2 separate regions of the Mus musculus genome follow, and region 2 is linked to region 1. Evidence: chromatin loops called from intact Hi-C (ENCODE). Cell type or tissue: gastrocnemius. All regions are shown on one strand. Links, peaks and the distances in the headings refer to the core of each region. The heading gives the core; the rest is flanking DNA.

Evidence for each region. A loop is a pair of places that touch in the nucleus more often than their neighbours do. Peaks named below come from ENCODE experiments on the same cell type or tissue, not always from the same donor. Only the 100,000 strongest peaks of a DNase experiment are listed, where the experiment ranks them.
Region 2: it touches region 1 in a loop (2.2-fold over the local background); 11 of 42 quality-filtered maps call a loop at or near these places.

The regions. Positions count from the first base shown.
Region 1 is chr10:42,027,415-42,037,060 of GRCm38, reverse strand. It overlaps 1700016J18Rik (a long non-coding RNA gene), which reads right to left. Exons shown (of 3, transcript XR_871596.3): 3 at 7,951-8,064. Among named protein-coding and RNA genes, the nearest start is that of Gm51798, 11 kb to the left of the region's middle. In gastrocnemius, for the core only: CTCF peaks have their summits at 5,850 (motif pointing left) and 7,418; a DNase peak (open chromatin) is centred at 5,798; H3K4me3 peaks cover 932 bases; H3K27ac peaks cover 1,366 bases.
Region 2 is chr10:41,976,884-41,986,529 of GRCm38, reverse strand. Armc2 (armadillo repeat containing 2) reads left to right here. Exons shown (of 18, transcript NM_001034858.3): 6 at 5,933-6,009. Among named protein-coding and RNA genes, the nearest start is that of Gm33058, 23 kb to the right of the region's middle. In gastrocnemius, for the core only: a CTCF peak has its summit at 5,627 (motif pointing left); a DNase peak (open chromatin) is centred at 5,597; H3K4me3 peaks cover 360 bases; H3K27ac peaks cover 1,410 bases.

The DNA of each region.
Region 1 (9,646 bases), core at 3,173-8,172:
CTGCACAGATCTTGCCTCTTGGTGCTTCCTCATAATTAAAGCTGTCAGCCTGTGGATAAGCAGATTGTGCCAAGGAGATGTGGCCTCTTCACCACTCACCACCCTAATGATGTGCCACAGGCTCTGTCCTGGGTCATTTAGCACCAGGCACGGGAGAGCTCATGCTGAATGCATAGAATTCACAAACTTCCTTGTGCTGACGCCAAAGCTGTGCCTTCTCTTGTTTGGCACAGGATTTGTGAGGTTCATCTAGACTGTCTCCCTGTTACTGCTAAGTAGTACTCAATTGTAAGGATGTAGAATCAGAAGTAATGTTTGGTGCACACCTTTAATCCTAGCACTTGAGAGGCAGAGGCAGGCAGATCTCTGTGAGTTTGAGGCTAACCTGGTCTATATAGCAAGTTCCAAGGTAGTCAGGGCTATACACAGAGAAATTCTCTCATTAGAAACGAAGAGACACAAGAAGAAAAAAGAGAAGAGAAGAGAAGAGAAGAGAAGAGAAGAGAAGAGAAGAGAAGAGAAGAGAAGAGAAGAGAAGAGAAGAAGGAAGAAGAGGGGGAGGAGGAAGAAGAAGGAAGGAAGGAAGGAAGGAAGGAAGGAAGGAAGGAAGGAAGGAAGGAAGGAAGGGAGGGAGGGAGGAAGACGTTCTAAATTACAGAGAGGTGTAGGTTACACACTTGTCAATTTGGCATTAAGGTTCAAACATCCTGAAGCGTAGGAATTTTAGCTAAAAGAACATGAAACTGATAACTATGTGTGGAGTGTGTGGATGCAGATCAGACAAGAACGGAGCACATTGGCAGTTGTTAAAACTGGAGGTCGGGGCAGGACAGTTCATTATACTGTTCTAGTCACATTGTATGCACTGAGAGTTTTCTATAGTAAAAGCTTTTAAACTATAATTGCCAATCCATAATTCCTTTTGACTACAAGACTCACGGAACATTATCTAATATCTTTTATTGGCTAGAGGTTAAAAATGAGAAATAAAGTGGCCTGTGCCATGAACCTGTCTCTCCTTGGCTCCTGGATAATTGTCGTTTGAAAGTGTTCAGGTCCGCACTGTAATGTGGGCTCAGTCTTGAGCCTTGCAACGTGTGGTTCCTCAGAAAACAAATCAAAGAATTTTTTTTAATTTGAAAATTCATGAGCACTCAATGCTGGCGAATAGCATGAGAAAAAGTAGATATCCAAAACTGCCATTAAATTGCCTGATTTCAAAACAAACTTACCTGCACTTCTAGAAATGACAAGGAAGTGCTGGAGAGATGGCTCCCTGGTTAAGAATGTATATTGCTATTGCAAAGGACGAGAGTTCAATTCCCAGCACCTTTGCTGGGGGTCTCCCAACTACCTTCAACTCCAGATCCAGGGGAATCCAATGCTTTGGTTTCTACAGACACCTGCATTCTCTCTCTCTCTCTCTCTCTCTCTCTCTCTCTCTCTCACACACACACACACACACACACACACACACACATACACACACAAATCTTTAAAATTTTTAAAAAATATTTAAAGTGATATAAACTTCTAAATGAAGGGATGAGCATTGCTTTTCCATGTCCTCCACATGTCCCTTGCCCTTGCATGTCATGTGACACTCATTATCGCAGTTACTGGAGATAAAATACTTTGAAAACATCTTTCAAATGATTGTCCCCAAATTTCTAGTGAGCAACAGCCCTGGCACCACCATCTCCTGCCCTCTATAAAGATGGGCTCCGTGACCAGGCAGATCAAGGTGGTTCCTCTGTAAACTTCTCAGAGCTTACTACAAACAGCTCGTTTTATATCAGTCTTTCAAGTCTGTAATTCAAACACCTCAATTTCAGTGGAAGGGTCAGCAAGAAGAAACAGGATAACAAAAAAAAAAATCACTTCAGTATAAATGTAACAAGATGATCTTCCGAAACATTGTTTGAGTCTAGGACTGAGTTTTCATGTGGTTCCAATTTAGGCTTTCTTGGGGCTGTGCACTACCCTGGACTGTCAGGCTGGGCTCCTGCAGCTGCGTTTTGAAATCTCTGCTTCCTAAGAACATGGTCGCTTTAGAACAAGAACAAAGATCCCCCAGGGTAGCATCAGACCCTGGGCATCAGAAGCAGCTCAGTGCTTCAGTCAGGGCCCCTGCCACAGCCAAATGTTCCGGGATGAGCAGGCGCCGCTGCTTTCTCACCACCATGAGAAGACAAGGGTGCTAAGGTTTGAACCTAAGGCCTAGGAAAGAAGTCTCCCAGGGAGCTGCCGCGTGTAAAGTCTTGAGAGAATGACTGAATTTGACTCTTTTTAAAACATTTATTAATTAATTGCATGCACGCATGCACACACACACACACACACACACACACACACACGTGTACATGGGGGCATGGCACTTCATGTGGAGGATAGAAGGCAACTGGCAAGAGTCAGTTCTCTGAGTCCTGGAGTGGAACTCAGATGGTCAGGTTTGGCAGCAAACCCCTTTATCTAGTGGGCAATCTTGCTGGCCCTGACCTGTCTGCTCCAGGGTGGCAAGAACTATCAGCTAGCACAGGCTGCCAGCCTTGTCAGGGAAAGGGAGTATTGTTTCCAACCATGAACCTGGTGGAAGGAAGGGACATTCCCAGAGAAAACTAGAAGCTGAAATAGAGGGAAAACAGTTTCCGGGGGGAGGGGGGCATCTGAGAGGGACAGCTCCTCAGAAGGTCTTTCTGCATGTGGCTCTATTCCCCTCCATTTTATTTTCATTTATAATGAAGGTGTGTCTTCTCTGGCCCAAGGAGATGCCCTGCTCTCTGTTCCTATCACCCTTTTCTTTGCACTACTGGACCAAGAGTAAGCAGAGTGTGTTTTCACTTGCAAGTACCAGGAAACTCAGAGATCTTTTAATTCTCACAAATAACGCCTAGGTGGGATGGGCACAGGCTGACAGAGTGGACAAGTGATGCCATCAGTACCCAGGTCAGCCAGGCGTGGTGGTTCATGCCTCAGTTCAATGCTCAGGAAGCAGGGGCAAGTGACGCTCTATGAGCTTGAGCCAGTTGGGGTCTACATAGCTCAAGTTCAAGGACAGCCAGGGCTATGTAGAGAGACTCTGTGTCAAAAAGAATAACTGCAGTTCATCTTTCTGCTCTGCCACTATACCCTAGTCAGTCAAATAGCTGCCTGCCCAGCTCCAGGCTTCAAGTCCCTGAACACTACCACTCAGAGGCAGAACAAATCAATTATTGTGTGTCTTAGGTCTCTTTGTAATAACTAAGAAACTTTTCCAGGAAATCCCTCAGTGATGTGTCCTCATGACTCATTGGTCGCAGTCGGGCTTCGAGCCTCTTTCATGAATTGCCATCAAGGAAAGGGGGATTTCCAGAGCTGATTGAATCAAGATGGCTAGGAATAAAACCAGCCTCCCTGCAAGCTCATGGCCACAAACTGTGAACTGGACCAAGCTGGATGAGGTTCTATTGGGAGATAATTGACATTTGTCACATTTGTGGTTCTCAACATTTGAGGACTTTGCCACCTTGTATGAGTCTTGCTCACAAGAGACAGCAACACAAAAGTTTTAGAACCTTCCAAGTCGATGGCAGGCATGATTAGTGTATAGGTGGGTCAACTGGACTTCACTAGCGAGCCACAAAACCCAGCCAAAGTGAAGCCTTGGGTGCTAGGCCAGATACTCTGGCGAACGTGGAAGAGCAATGTAGAGAGAGCGAGGGTCTGCACAAGTGAGTGCTGACATGCGCACTGCATCTACCTTGTAAACAGTGGTGTGCTCAAGTTGGGCAGTTTGCGTACAGTTCTGCTTTAAGCGACCATCGAGCCCGTTTTCTAGACTCTTAGGGGAGTCAAAACTAGGGGATTTGTCCCTAAACAAATCTCCTTCTGGTTCCAACTAGAGAGACTCTTGCTCGCCACCGGAAGTTCTGCAAGGCGAAATGAAACCGGGTACGCAAAGCATTGTGTCTCTGACGCAGAGGACCAGACGTGTGACGTGACAAAATGCCAAGGATGTGAGCTCTCCACAGTACATCGCAGAGTACCACTGGTGGAGACAGAATAAGGCAGGTCTGGGGAGTTCTTCCCTGGGGCCAAACTCAGCTTCCCTTCCCGTGCTCAAGCACCCTTTCTCTGGAAACCCGCCCTACTCTCTCCGCAAGCATTTCCACCGAAGACCTTGGCACCCAAAGAGCCTATACCCCATGATAGATGTAATTTAATATCATTTTGTTGTTAGATGTATCTCCAGACGTGGACCAGGTCATTTAATATTGCATGAGGGGAATGGGGTTGGAAGGCGGGGTAGGGGAATTCCAGACCAGTGTGACTAAACTTAAATTTGAAAGTTTTCAATACGAAATGCCCAGTGCATTGGAGTTTGTATCCTTTTACAGGTAACTAAAAGGGAATGTCCCCTCCCTGCAACAGAAAAAATAGCAACCTTAACAATGTTTTAAAGAACAGAAGGAAAAACTTCATTGTGATTCTCCTCTCCTGCCTCAACAAAGCTACTGGCAGGTACCCTTGACCGCTGTATCATTTACCTGACTCAGTTCATAAAGTGGATGGATACGCTGCTGTACTCCGCTTAGGCCACCACCCTCACTAGACATGCAGAGGCCGCTGGCTTACACACATTGTAACATTTGTGTTGTGTTTAACGGGTCCAAAGTGTCCTTCTTTCAAACCACTTTTAGAGCATCCTTCTTTTAGGTTGTTGATGCCTATAAATGTATCTCCCTCGGGCTGATACCACCTGATACCACCGTGTGGTTGCTGCCGCTGCCAGATCAGCGCCCCCCCCCCCCCCCCGATTTCAGCAGTGGGGCAGGTTTGAAATAGCATCTTTAATAAAAGGGCAATGGGCCTTACCGCTGTTTCCTTTTGTAGATTTTAGTTATTATTGGGGCTTTCCTGGGGTTCTGGCTCTGAACGATCCTGTCAGGCATTGGCTCAGTGTTTCTCTGCTATTCAGAGATGGCACCAGGCCCATGGGGTTGAGAGTGTAATACAGATGTGTGCGTTATCAGGAATGTTCCAAAAAGCACCTCGTGGTTTTCTCTGGGGTTCATTTTTGTTTGTTTGTTTGTTTTTGTTTTCTTTTTTTGTTGTTTTTTCTTTGGGGGTTTGGGGGGGCTGTTTTGTTTTGCAGAATTAACCCTTTCAGGGGGGTTATTGTCCTCAGTTGTCTTAGTTATGTGACAGGAAGGCCTTAGGGTGGGGATCTCTTCCTTCATCTGGAAACTTAATTTCAAATCTTACGCTTACTGCATAATGAAAAATGCCCAGGAATTGTGTGAAAGTAAGGATGAGCTGTTGCCCTGACATCTGAAAATTTTGAAACAGGTGACTATTACAGAAGCCTATTAGCTTTTCGGGACTCCCTTCCCCACAAGTTTTAAGTCAATGATCCCTCTTTCTTCCTATATTTTCTCTGCTGCATATATGATCAGTGACCTTAAAAAGCAGTCATTCAAAAACTATGTTTGGCAAACACAGCTTAATTTTCAAGTCTGGTGCAGAGTTTCTCACAGAGAGCTGGGGCCCTGAAGACAGAACGCGCTCTTTTGAGCTGCATTTTGAAAAGGGAAGGGAACTGTAACTCATTCCTTGTGGTAGAGGACAAGCAATGACTCTCGGCAATGGTCTGGGGCTCCGACCTGCCACTGCCACCGTAAAGACCCGGCTCGTGGGGCTCCGACCTGCCACCGTAATGATCTACCTCCGTGGGGCTCCGAACCGCCACCGCCACCTGGCTCCATGCCCTTTCCCTCCTAGCCTCCGAGCAGCTTCTCTGGCTGCCACGTGACCCCAAGAGGCCATTTCATGTGTTCCCACTGGGTACCACCTCTGCTGTGCCCTCTGGTGGCCTTGGCTCACCACTGCTGCTGCCTCAGCAAAGTTTGACCTTGGCGCTATCAAGAGCCATCTCTCCTCTCTACTCCAGCCGCTCATGGGAGTCCGGGTGCCTGCTGACGCTGCTCCAGCCGAGAGGGAGTGATTTGTCTCCTCAGCTGGCCACAGCAGTCCACCCTGCTCCACTCTCCAGTAGCTTACACACTGAGACCCTGAAAACCACGCTGGTTCCCCAGGCCCTGCATCATTTAGGTGACCACAGTATACCACTGCCTCAAAAAATATTTCTCCTCTTTTCAACAGTCCAGACGAGATAGACCAAGCCAAAGAATGAAGCTTAGTTATTACACCACATGTAAGAGGAAACTCAAAATAGATCAATAGCTTATGTCAAGAGCTAAACCAATAAAACTTTTAGAAGAACACAGGAGGAAAGCATCATGACCTTAATGAAATGGGGTCTTGGGTCTGGGATCAAACGCAGAAGCAATACACAGGGGCTGGGGTAAATTAGACCCTAACAAATCTAAGAACCTGTAACATTGAAGGATTTTATCAAGAAAGTGAAAATAACCACTAGGGAATGAGCAGGGTGGCAACTCAGACAACAGTCTGAGCAAATCCCAGCACTTGGGAGGCAGAGGCAGGTGGATCTCCAAGTTTGAGGCCAGCCTGCTCTACAGAGTGAGTTCGAGGCCAGCCAGAGCTGCCCAGAGAAACCCTGTCTCAAAAACAAACAACCTCTGCCCCTACCTCCCAAAACCCAATAGAATGGGAGACTCTGCCAATTCCACACGGGATGTTGTGTGAATATTCCTCAGGAGGTGTGACCAAATGTCTGTTCACTACAGTTGGGGCACCAAGGAGAAGTAAGGAAACCACTCCCCCAAAGTCTTACTTGCTGAACAAATGAGTTTATTACGGTTATTGGCAGAAGCATGGGTGACCAGTTCCATCACCCAAAGTCTCCTACCCCAGCTAGCAGTGCATGTAAGCCACATCCAAGAGCCTGTAGCCCAGTTTGTAGGCAGCAACACCAAAAAGGCTCCGCTCCAGGGCAATTGCTGTGGGAGGGATTGTGTGTGAGGCTAGTAGCTTTCTGAGCTTCCTGTAATGTTCCTGAGCTTTCTAAGCCTTCGAGTTTTCCCCTTCCTCTCCCCAGAACAGAATGCTTCAGTTTGGAGAAGATAGCTGCACAATCTGTAGGAAGGGTCTAACGTCCAAAATAATAGTCTTCATTTCTCAATAATGAAAAAGCAAACAAACAACCTTTAAACTATCAAAGCACTTGGGTTAGCATTTCTCCAAGATACACACACACACACACACACACACACACACACACACACACACCCTGATATACATATAAAAGGATACTCAATCAGTATCATTGATCCCAATGGAAATGTAAACTAAAGCCATCTTCAGATCTCTCCTTACACTCACTAGGATGGCTATAACCAAAACCAGACAACAGGAAGAACTGTCCAAATGTGGTAAATCGGAGCACCCGTAGCTTACTGATGAGAATGTAAACTGTAGGCTGCTGTGGAGAGCAGTTTGCAGGTTCCTGACAATGTTAAGTACGCCCCCGGGTGGTGCAAGCAGAGAATTGACTCCTGTGAGGTGTCCTCTGGCTTCCCCATGCCCACTGTAGCACACGAGTGTGCCCTACACACACACACACACACACACACACACACACACACACACACACTGGCACATAAATGCACAAATAAATGCAACTGTAAATGTAATGCTGAGTACAGTCAGGAGTAGTGAGGCAGGCATGTAGGCAGCACTCGGCTTGTGGAGGCGGGAAAACTACAAGTTAGACACAGTGGTCAGCCTGGGCTATATGGAGAGAGCCTGTCTCAAAGCCAAGGAACAACAAGACAGGAAGTTCACTGACTTATCTTGTCTGTTTATTGATGATACAACCCCCATTTCAGGAGAGGTTAGCCTATAGCAGTGAAGACATGCTTCTCAGAAGAGCTGAGGAGAGCCTGCACAGGCAGGCCCTGGGGTTACTGCCCTCTAATGCATTAGGCCACGCCCCTCTGGTTCAATCAGTTTCCACAGTCATCCACGTCTCAATGCTGTTTGGGGGTGGGGTGGGGATAGGGTTGAGATGGCTTAGTGAATCAAAGCTCTTTCTGCCAGCGATGCAGGTGACTCGAGATTGCTCGCTGGCCAGCAACCCAGCTCCGGGGTTTAGTGAGAGACCTGTCTCAAGAGAATAAAACATAGGGTTATAGGTCAGGATATTGGGTGTCCTTCTCTGGCTTCCACCTATCCCTGAGGGCACCTGTGCACATCTGTGTGGTGAGGAGCTGAGGCCCTCCATTTGACAATGGCTGTGTAAAGCACTATGCAGAAGCAGCAAGGTACACAGAGGCCCAGGAGAACAGCCCTTTGCTCTAGGGGCAGACAGTAGCCATGTCTGAGGAAAGTCACCGGCAGGTAGGACAGAGGGGGGAGCTTTGGACATGGTAGCCGTAGACCGTGGGATGCGACTTGTCCCTGAGCTCATGCACCCTGCAGAGGCCATGGCTATTGACATGCCAGGAGAGCTACAGAAATGGGGCAGGCAAGGCGATGTGGAGCTGCCCACGGAGCCACTTCTCCTTCCTCCTGGTGAAAGTCTTGCTTGCTGTTTTCTTGGTGTAGTCTTGTGTTTTATAAGGAGTGTGGCCTTAAACTGAGTCTCCTGTCTGCGCTACCCAAATGCTGGGATCACGGTGTGCACCGCACACCCACTTTGGTGAGAGTCCCCAGCCTCCAGGAAGGTCCTGCAATGGACACCATCCCGCTCAGCATCTTTCCCATTGCTGGCTGCTGCCTCAGTCAGGGTAGACCTGCAGCTGCCGCTGTCTGGAAGTGCTGCAGGAGACTGAACCGCTGTAAGAGGCACTTCTCAAGAGAGGAAGTCACTTAGCTTGACGTCTGGTGAGCTTTTACATAGGACACTGGCTGAATTGAGAGGTGGCATGTGACATTATGGACAAAGGGTTCATCAAGAGCCTGGCCCTTCCACTTAAGTGGGAGAACGCTACAGCCCATGAAGGGAGAGAGAGGGGCGGGACCCTGAAGGAGTCTGGGTCTCCACCTCTGCACCAACTATTGCAGTTATACCTAGATCCTTCTCAGAGTTGGAACTTGAGCTGTCAAAATCAAAACAGAAGCAGAGACAACTTTCTGTTTTCTTCCACGCCCTGACAAAAACAATGACAAAGCCACGCTTCATTTTAGCAGCCTCCAAGTGTGAAGGGGGCTGGGGGGTGTGCAGCTAGAAAGCACCATTTCCCTGAATGACTCTCTGGGCTGAAATTCACTTGCGCTTTGCAGTTCGGGCCAGACTCTTGTCTCCGAGAGAAATTGTTTTTCTTCACACCACGTCGTGAATAGGCGCCCTGTTTCTTTCTGTGATGTTTCCGCTGTGTTTACATCATAACTTCACACTCACAAGCCTTGCGGAGATGACACGGGAAGTGAGGCTGGCTTATTTTAAACTTTGTATTTTGAGATCACTGTAGACTCGCGTGCAGTTGTAAAAAAATAATAATAATAATAATAGACAGAGGTCCCAGGAGGCCCCATCTGCCGTTTGTCTAGCTCCCTGACGGTAAAAGCTTCCAGCGCTGGGATGCACCCACTCACCCAGCGTCACTAGATCTGGGGCTTCTCCGTGTCATGAGCACGCTGTGTCTAGCCCTGGAGAGTACGAGCTGTTCTGCCTCTGCGGATCACAGTGCCGATGAAGAGGGTTAACTGCTTAGTGGCTATACTGTCTTCTTGTAGGACTTAT
Region 2 (9,646 bases), core at 3,088-8,087, 50 kb after region 1:
TCTGTAGGCATAGAACGCTGACGCTTGCCACCTGCTATGTGATCCTAGTATGAATAGCCTGGCTGTAAGGTGCCTCGGGTGTGTCAGGTCTTGCTGCTGAAGTGTGGCCTTGGAGACACATAGAAACAGAACCTCAGGCCCAGACACTCCCACCTCCACTGAGTTTGAGTGAGAAGAGGAAGGGACCAATGCCCCCTGATGGCAACATTCCAAAATTACCGTCAAAGTGTCGGGACCGCGAAGCATCAAGGACTGTAGACTTGATTGATCAAGGGCTGAGTCAAAGTCCAGTGTTTGCTTTTGAGGATGAGGTGTGTTGGAACCTAGCTGGACTCATGCATGTGCGTACTGCCTGTGGCTGAGGCCCTGCTACAGCAGCTGGGATGACTGTTTGTGACTAAGAGTATGTAGTGACAAGGTATAGAATAGACCTGGTCTGAATGTCTTGGAGACACTTTGAAAAATGAAGTGTCTTTTTCTTAAGACAAAGAAAACTTCTGTTCAGGTTTTGCACGTTTGTCTTTTGTTATAATCATTCTTAAAATTCTCTTTCTTTCTATAGATGTAACCTTTACTAAAACGGATTGTTTTTCTTAATTCTAAATCTAATCAGTTATTAACACCAATATTATTGTTACTGTTTATCACTTTAAAGAAATAGTCAAAAAGTTATAGCTGAGGAGCCAGCTGTGTTTGTCTGTATGTTCTAATTTTTTTGTAATTCTCAAGCAAAAAAGAAAAAAAAAACAATTTAAATATTTTTTTAAAAAACATAATATTTTAAATAGTCGCAAAAAAAAATCTATGTAGTGGTGACTTTGCCACTTGGCTCCCTAATTGTAAAATATATAAAATACTAGCTGGTCCATTAAGAAAGCATTTGCTGATTCCTAATTGAAGAACTGTCATCCTAATAACTAGAAGAACTGTCTTGAATTATAGCAAAATCTATATGTTTAAGATATTTTAAAGAGCTATTATTTTATTTCCTTGGCATAGTTATGGTCCAGGAGTAGTGTGGCCAGTCCGACTGACTGCACCATCCATTCATGGGCTGCAGGGATCTGTCAGCCTTTGTATGCCATTGCCTGCCAGAGTTGGTTCTAGTATTTTAAGTGCAATGTAAGACTCTTGGCAGCAACAGGGAACAGAAAACTGTATATCTCCTGAAACTTGAGAGATGCAGAGGAGAAGCCCTGGGAAAACCAAATTGTTCTCACATGGACTTCAGCCTGCAGCCAGGGCAGAGCTAAGGGCACGGCAGAGGTGTAGAGCCAACGCCCTTGATCCTTCCTTACCACCAACTCCTCCAGGGTTGTGTGAACCAGCCACCGGCACTGGTGTTCTAAGTCCTTGGGAATTAGGTTTCCATCTGTAGACGGATGACCTAACTAATGAAAATGGTGGTTTTCTGCCTCTAAAAAGAATTTCACCAAAGAGCCCAATGACTAATTTCCGGATTTTTTTTTTTTAATTTGGACACATCAAAAAAAAATCATTGAGAAAAATTTAATAATGTTGTTTAATAACATGGAGCAGTAAGCAGGGAAGAACAGTTTTTCTGGACGACTGAACTGGGACCCAGATACATCTGATAGGCAGGAAATCACTGCCAACACAATGCCGGAATTTAATAACGATGCGAAGGTCTGAAGTGTGTGGGGCATCTGCCTTAGCTGCACATGGAAGAAATGGGAGTTAACTAGTAGTGGTTTGTGACCCTCGAAACAGCTATCGTGGCACCAGGCTGCATCGCTTAAAATACCCCCCCCCTTCTCTGGCCACAATGTGAGCTCAAAGCTAGTGTCCTTTTATAGGGACATAAAACAGACTGACTGTAAACAAATGGGCCCACAAGCATTTGAAGGGCTCAGGACTGAGTAGTGAGCATGTTAGCAAACACATATTGATGACTGCCATGCTCCAGATCATTCTGTCTTTCCAGCAGCCTCAAGGTGGGAGCACTGTGATGGGAGCACCGTGACTCACCACCCTTCTGTACAGATGAGGAAACCTACTTGTAGTTAAAATAAAATGTACCCACAACCACACAGCTGTCAGGGGGGCGTAAGCCACAGGAGAAGGTGTGAAGAGATGAGGGTGGCATCTTCACATATTTAAAGGGTTTCTAGGAGGAAGAGAAAAATGTGTTCTGTGTGGTTTCAGTCAGTGGTGCAAGTTGCGTGGAGCACATCTGCTCCTCTTCCTCTACAGTGACCGAGGGATTTTCCCTCCCATCCTCGGGATTTTCCCTCCGTTCTCTTCCATGAGACAGTGAAAGTAGCTCACCTTGAGCTCAGAAATCCTCCTGCCTCCGCCTCCTGAGCTGTTCTTTTCTTGGTACCCATCTTTTCTGCCCACTCCTGCAGGGCTTCACCAGCATGGCTCAGTGGATACACAGCAACATGCTTTGGGCAGACAGCACCTCTTTCCTCGGTCCCCAGCTTTTGTGACCCCATCCTCGATTGAGTCCTCTTTCCCTGCATGTAACAAATACATTTCTTTCTTCCTGCTTGATGCCTTTGTCCATGTTCACAAACGCCCTGGAGACCTGGGGTCTCCAGGTCCAAGCCCCTCTTCTGTGTCTCTGGTCCTGGGTGGTAATTTAAACCTTCTCTGATCTCTACATCTTTGTCGATGATACGCCCCGACCGACACCTGGCATCAGAAACTCAAGCAGACAAAACCCTACATTGCTTGACCCTGTAAACTGTCCCCGTTAACCTCACCATTTCTCTGGTAGGAACCTGCTTTCCAGGTCCTCCGGGTCTACACTCTGCTCTTCAGATGCTAAAATCAGCCCCATGTTGCAGTAACTTTTCACATCTTTTCCAGTCCCACAATGATCCTGGGATCATGGTCGCTCATTCTTTCTCTTGAATGCTCTGTCATCGCGGCCCCAAACCCCATGCCTCATGTCACATCCTCGAGTAAGAAGCTGTACGTTTCTTATTGGCTATCACTTAAGGGTCCACAGCAAATCCCACAGGTCCACAGCTGTTCCCAGACTTCCCAGCAGAACCTCTTCCTACCTACCTCACCAGGTCCGAGCGAGCCCCTCCTTGCGTATCAAACTCTCATGCACTCATTTTTCTGGGACAGCTTGTCAGTTGCTAGTTCCATTTCTACTCCTTTAAAGGGCACTTATAGTCCATCCTTCCCGCTGTGCGGTCCTTTCTCCTCAGCATACTCTCAAAGTCTTTTGCACTTTTCCGTTAAGGTAGATTTTTATCCTCACTGGAAAAAACATCTTCTGGGCCCATATCCACCTCTGCTTGCTCCCCTAGGTGCTTATGGGCTCAAAAGAAATGAACTAGTGCTGACAACTCGCCAAGTCCCCTCAGTGAGCTGGCTGACACCCGAAACCGAAGCATTGCAGTAGATTTAGGAGGGGAAACCAAAGCCTGGTAGTCTTCCCGAGGTCACAGGCTGTGAGTGTTGACCTAGGATATGAACTCAGTGTCCCCCAAACCATGATGACTGTGTACGATGGCAGTGGGTCCCAAGTCCATCTTTTCTTGGCAGCCTCGGGGAGCAACACTGCCAAGCCTGTGCATACCGATTGTCCTTTTCATTCTTTTCTAGAAGGGAGGTGGCACAGATGAGGTGTCATGGAGGCAGCCTTACCCCTGGCCATGTCTCAGGGAGAGTGGACAGGCACTGGGTGGGGGCAGGGGTGGGTCTGTGAGCTGAAAACTGTCTTGTTAGATTTCAGTGTTTATTAAAGGGACACACACACATATATGCATGTGCATGTGTGCACACACACATGTATGCACGTGTGTACACACACATGTATGCACGTATGCACACACGCGTACACACACAGAAATGAAACTCTTGATCTTAAAAATGTCAGGTTATATCTAGAAATTAAAAATATAGGAACTTCCTTGCTTTCCACCCCATTGAAGTTTTGTTTGTTTGTTTGTTTGTTTTAATTTTAGGATTTTGTGTGTTCTGATAGATGTGTACTCCTGCCACAGTATCTAGTGGGCAGAGGACAACTTTGTGCAGTTGGTTCTCCCCTTCCACTTTTATGTGCATTCTGGGAATCAAACCTAGGTCACCAGGCTTGCAGGGCAAGCACCGTTTCACCTTGAGCCACCTCAACAGCCCTGTTATTTGCATCTATTAGTTACAGATAATAATGGGTTCCATGACAATTGTCATGCCCGTATCTGATGGATTTTTTTTTCGTTTCACCTCCATTACCCTCTCTCGTCCCCCCTCCCACTCTTGTTGAGCATATGTGAGTGTGCACGTGCGTGTAAGTGTGCATGAGTGTGTGTGTGTGTGTGTGTGTGTGTGTGTGTCCCAGTGAGTTCCATTAGGGTTGGCTAGAAGTGTGGATGAAGGTTTGTTTATAGGAGTCTGGATGCCTTACCCATTGCTACATCACAGAAGACAATTTCTCCCCCTCTCCCATCAACCATTAACTGTGTGAATCCGCTGGGGGAGGGGGCAGGGTGTAGGGTTGGTTTTGTTCAAATAGGGTCTCATGTAACTTTTTGTTGTTGTTGTTTTGGTTTGGGTTTTTCAAGACAGGGCTTCTCTGTGTAGCCCTGGCTGTCCTGGAACTCACTTTGCAGACCAGGCTGGCCTCGGACTCAAAGATCCTCCTGCCTCTGCATCCTGAGTGCTGGGAGTAAAGGCGTGTGCCACCACTGCCCTGCTCTCGTGTAACTCATGAAGTCTTGCTTCGACAATCTTTCCATGGATTGAGTCCTTTTGTTCTGTCTTTGAGGGAATTTGTCTTCATGTTCTCTGTTTTATTGGCTAGGAACATCTTGCTGCAAAAATTCAGTTGTTTCAGAAAATTAGAGCCTTTTTGTTTTAATTGGTCCTACCAAGTTTCCCTATTTTATGACAAAGAGAAACATCTGGACTTTAAAAACAAAACCAAAAACATGTTGACAGGGAAAAAAAATACTAAAAGTTATGTGAAGAGGCTAAATCTGGGGCAGGGGGGTGGTGGTGGAGTAAAGACCAAGGGCAAGCACTCAGGAGAAGAGGCAGGAGGATCTCTGTGAGTCTGCTGCCAGCCTGGCCTCCAGAGTGAGTTCCAGGACAGGCAGGGCCACACATAGAAACCCTGTCTGAAAAACAAAACAAAAACAAAAACAAAATGATAATAACTTATATATTTATTATTATTTAGATTATTGTTGTTAATATTATTAAAATCAGTGTGTGGAATTATCAAAAAGAAATTGTGTCAGACTTGCCATTTTAGCCTGAGTGACCTTGGGAATTTATACAGATCTTTAAAAGGCAATACCTTCAGGTCAGCTGTAAGTGGGGAAGCCAGGCAGCAGAGTCAAGTGCCTCCATAGCTAGCCAGGCTACTCGTACGCTTCTCATCTGAGGACTGCCCAAATACACTGTCTACTTTTTTATTTTTAACATTTAAAATATTTCTAAGAGTATTTTTAGAGACTATTAATTGACTTGAGTTTTAAAGTGGGAATGGGACGTGCTGTGGTGCAGTGGAAAGAACAGTGGGTTGAAAAATCCCGAGCTCCGCATTCCAGAGCTGACCCTGCTCATGTGACCTTGGACAGAGCAAGCTGGCTTTCCCTTGGCTGGTTTTCTTCCTCTGTTTCTTGTTGTAACAGCGGCCTCTTGTGGTCCATATCATTAACAACAACCACCACTACCACTACTACCTCACCCCCCAGTCAATTTTGGATTTTTAAATTTATTTTTTATTTTTGGTTCTTTCCAGTGTTATATTTCATACTGTTAAGCCAGCAGACTTGTGTTCTCACAGATAAATCTTAGGAGGCAAAGGCAGGTGACAGCAGACAAATGGGCACCAAACCCATCTCTTAAACTAGTCTCTGTAGTTTCTTCCAAGCCTGACATGAACAAATTGCAGTTTATAAAAATGAAAATACTTCTGTGTCTCATCCATTGCTCTTCCTCCTAGGGACCCTGGGAAACGGCGTGCCAGGGCCTCCTCGTGCCCTAGCAGCTCAGACCTGAGCAGGAAGGAAACCAGGGCAGGTGAGTGTGCCTCTCTGCCCTCAGCATCATAGCAGATGAGAGTGCCTCTCCTCCTTCAGCATCCAGAGCAGGTGAGAGTGCCTCTCCTCCTTCAGCATCCAGAGCAGGTGAGTGTGCCTCTCCGCCTTCAGCATCCAGAGCAGGTGAGTGTGCCTCTCCGCCTTCAGCATCCTTCATTCTCAAGATCTTTGTGCTGTTAAACAGTGTGACTTGTTTTTCAAAGACAAATGTTAGGTGGAAGTCAAGGAGAGTCTAGAGTGCCACACCGAGCCCTTAGTAACTCTGTTCGACAACTTCAGGAACTGGATCCAACTTGCTCAGAAACCATTTGTTTTCTAAGTTTTCATTTTTCACTGCCGTCTTAAACCAGTATCCAGGTCTGCTGCCTTCAATGTAGACAGAAACTCACAGAAATTATAGCTTGAAGGTATCTGGAGGGTTTGTGTGCAGATTTAATATCAGTGTAAATCTAAACTTAAGTTCAAAAGCATTGCCCACTTAAATGAAGAAGGTTTTAATTCTTCAAGATTTTTTGTTTTTTGTTTTTGTCTTTAAAATAAAGAAAAAGATACAAATGTGGCACATTGTTAACATTGGACCAAACTAGTCAGGGTAGGACAGCTGTCTGTTACATTAAATGAAACTATATTATGAAAGCCCTTTAGGGACTTTATTCTGCCTGAGGAAATATGAAATAATACAGACCAATGGTTAGAAATGGTGCAAAGTCAGGCAGTGAGAAAAATGAGCCAGGGAACATTTGTTACACTATACCACTGTAACATTGTAACACTGTAACATTGTAACACTGTAACATTGTAACATTGACTGTACAACACAAGCAGCAGGTGAAACCTTAAGTTGTGGAAACAAGAGTTAGGGAGCTCTGTGTCACACCTAGAAAAACAAACATGCTGTCACCCCCATTTCAAAGGCTGGTGACCCCCCCCCCCATGGGGAAGGATCTAGATAAGGCAGGCATAAGAAGGTTTTAAGCCTTCAAGGTTTTTGTTGTTGTTGTTGTCTTTAAAATAAAAAGATACAAACGTAGCACATTATTAGCATTGAACCAAACTATTCAGGGTAGGACAGTGTCTGTTATATTCTTCATAGTTTTTTTTTTTCATTTCACACAAAAGTTTATGTCGGGCTCTATGAGTACACATCTATAATCTGAACATTTTGGAAACAGAGACAGGGTTATGAATTGCAGGCCATTCTGAGCTACAGTAAGACCTTGTCTCAACAAAAATAAAAAATGATGATAAATGATATCAATCTAGCACCGTGTAAAAGATGTTATCTTCAAACTAGCCCCTCACCAGTAAGGAGACAGTTAGTGGTCACCTGCAATGTATCTAGAACTCAGGAGAATCTAAGCCTTCCAATTCCCTAGACAACATTGTTGCTAAGGGGTTTACGTTTGCATGCTAAAAACACCAGCCAATGCTAACAATGTATCAAGCTGTTGGGTCCAAAGCTGAAAGCTGTGGTTAACAGCTATAACCACGGAGACAGCAGAATCTTCAAAAACAGGCAGTATTTCTTGCCTGACTTACCCAATTTTCCTGTTGAATCATTATTTTTATATTTAGCAAGCAGTGAACCTAGATGAAAGTCCTTTTTAAAATTTGAAGTTGTTCCCCAAGACTGGGCCACACTGTGTGTTTGTAGACATGCTTCAGTTTCTAGAATTCACTGGGGATAGGGTATGGAATGGAGGTGATGGGGGCAGTGAGGACCACATGGGGATACAGAAGCAAGGCCATAGCAAGACACAACCACATTAGTGGGGATTCCTGGGAGACGACCGAGAAGAAATTCTTATACCACAGTGTTTAGCTAACTTCTCAAAATGAGTCTGAGAAGTCTCAGAAGGGTCTGGAGGTAACTAAACTTGGGTGATTTCTGACTCATCTTGATAATCATTTCTTCCTGGGGGGAGCATGTTGACTGATTTCACTCTTCCTGGGGAACTAGTTGATCGCTCAGCTTTACATTGAAAAGCACACTGTGTAGGGGTTTCGTTTTGGTTTTTTGTTTTTTTTTTAAGACCACATGGATTTAAAGCCTGAATTTCTAGTAATTTGGGGTTTTGATGTGTTAGAGCAGGTTCCTACTCCAATAGATGATGCCACAGCTCAATGTCAGAGTCTTTTTCTCGAACCCTTTACCATATTTTTTGAGATGGTCTCTCGTTGGACATGGAGCCACATTCTGGCCACACTGAGCTGGTCAGTGAGCTCGCAGGATCTGCCTGTTTCTGCTCCTCTGCTCTGGGGTTACAGCACCATGCCTGGCTTCTTTTATATGTGCTGGGGATCCAAGCCTGGGTCCTGAAGCTTGCAGCAGCAGGTGCCTTACCCACCGAGCCATCTCCCCAACCTGCTTTCTAGCAAATTTAAGTGTTTCCTATATATGTCAAGGAAATTGACTGTTGTTGACTTAACAACTTCTGGCTTTTTGTTTGCCTTCTTCAATACTGAGTCTGTTCATATCCTTTGGCCTCTAAGTGGATTAATTACCTAGGACTATGAGCGGCGGTCTTCTTATACTGCGTGGCTATTTGTATTTACTTTTAGAATTACATGCTTGTTTGTTTTGTTTGTTTAATGTGAGTACATGGTTGCTCTCTTCAGACACACCAGAAGAGGGCATCGGATCCCATAGCAGATGCTTGTGAGCCACCATGTGGTTGCTGGGAACTGAACTCAGGACCTCTGGAAGAGCAGTCAGGGCTCTTAACCGCTGAGCCATCTCTCCAGCCCCATGTGCATGTTTTATCCAGTTCAAGCACACTCAAAAATCCAAAAAGCAGAGATGATGGTCTACAGTCTTTTGTCTGCCATTCTGAAAACCTCAACATCCCAAACGTTGAAATAGCTCTAGTGGCAATGGCAGATCCGACCAGAGCTGTAGTGTTGGCCCCTCTAGTGTGAGCGTTCACGTGTTACGCTGGAGGGTGGTGCTCCGAAGTCCCTGTTGTGAACACTGCTTTCATTCTGAGATCCAGGCATTTCTGAAGCCTGCACCACACCTGGCCCAAAAGTTTGGAAAAGGAACTCTGGGCCTGCACTCAAGACTAATTCTGTGCTAAAGACAATTCAATTTTGTTTTATGATGAAGTCTTGCTGATAGGTCTGCACAGATTAGCCGGTCTTGCTGTTTTGCCTACATTGTATCCTTACCATTTAAACACAGTTTAGTTGTTGAGACTTCCCTGTTTGCATTTGGTGCTCCTGAGTGTCCCCAGGTTCAGCCTGCCAGGCCTCCATTGGCAGTAAGAAGGTTTGATAAAAGGCAAGCTTAGACTCGCAATAGCCAGTAGACATTCCTGAAAAGCAGCGGTGGGTCCTGAGCATTGGGAGGAAGGTGATAATTGTACAGCTTCCCTGATTCTCTCAGGAGTTATCGGCCCTGTGTGGGGAAAGGTTCGTATTTGGAGGCTTGGAGATTAATTTCAGACACCGCTGAGTTCAAATAGATTTTTTAAACACATGCTATTGTGCGTTATACACTGACTTCTCTTCAGCTTATACAGACAAGGGAGAAGAGTTCACTGGATTTTTAAAAGACTTATTTTTAATTATTTGTATGTGTGTATATCTGTGCGGGGGTATGTGTATGCGCAATTGCC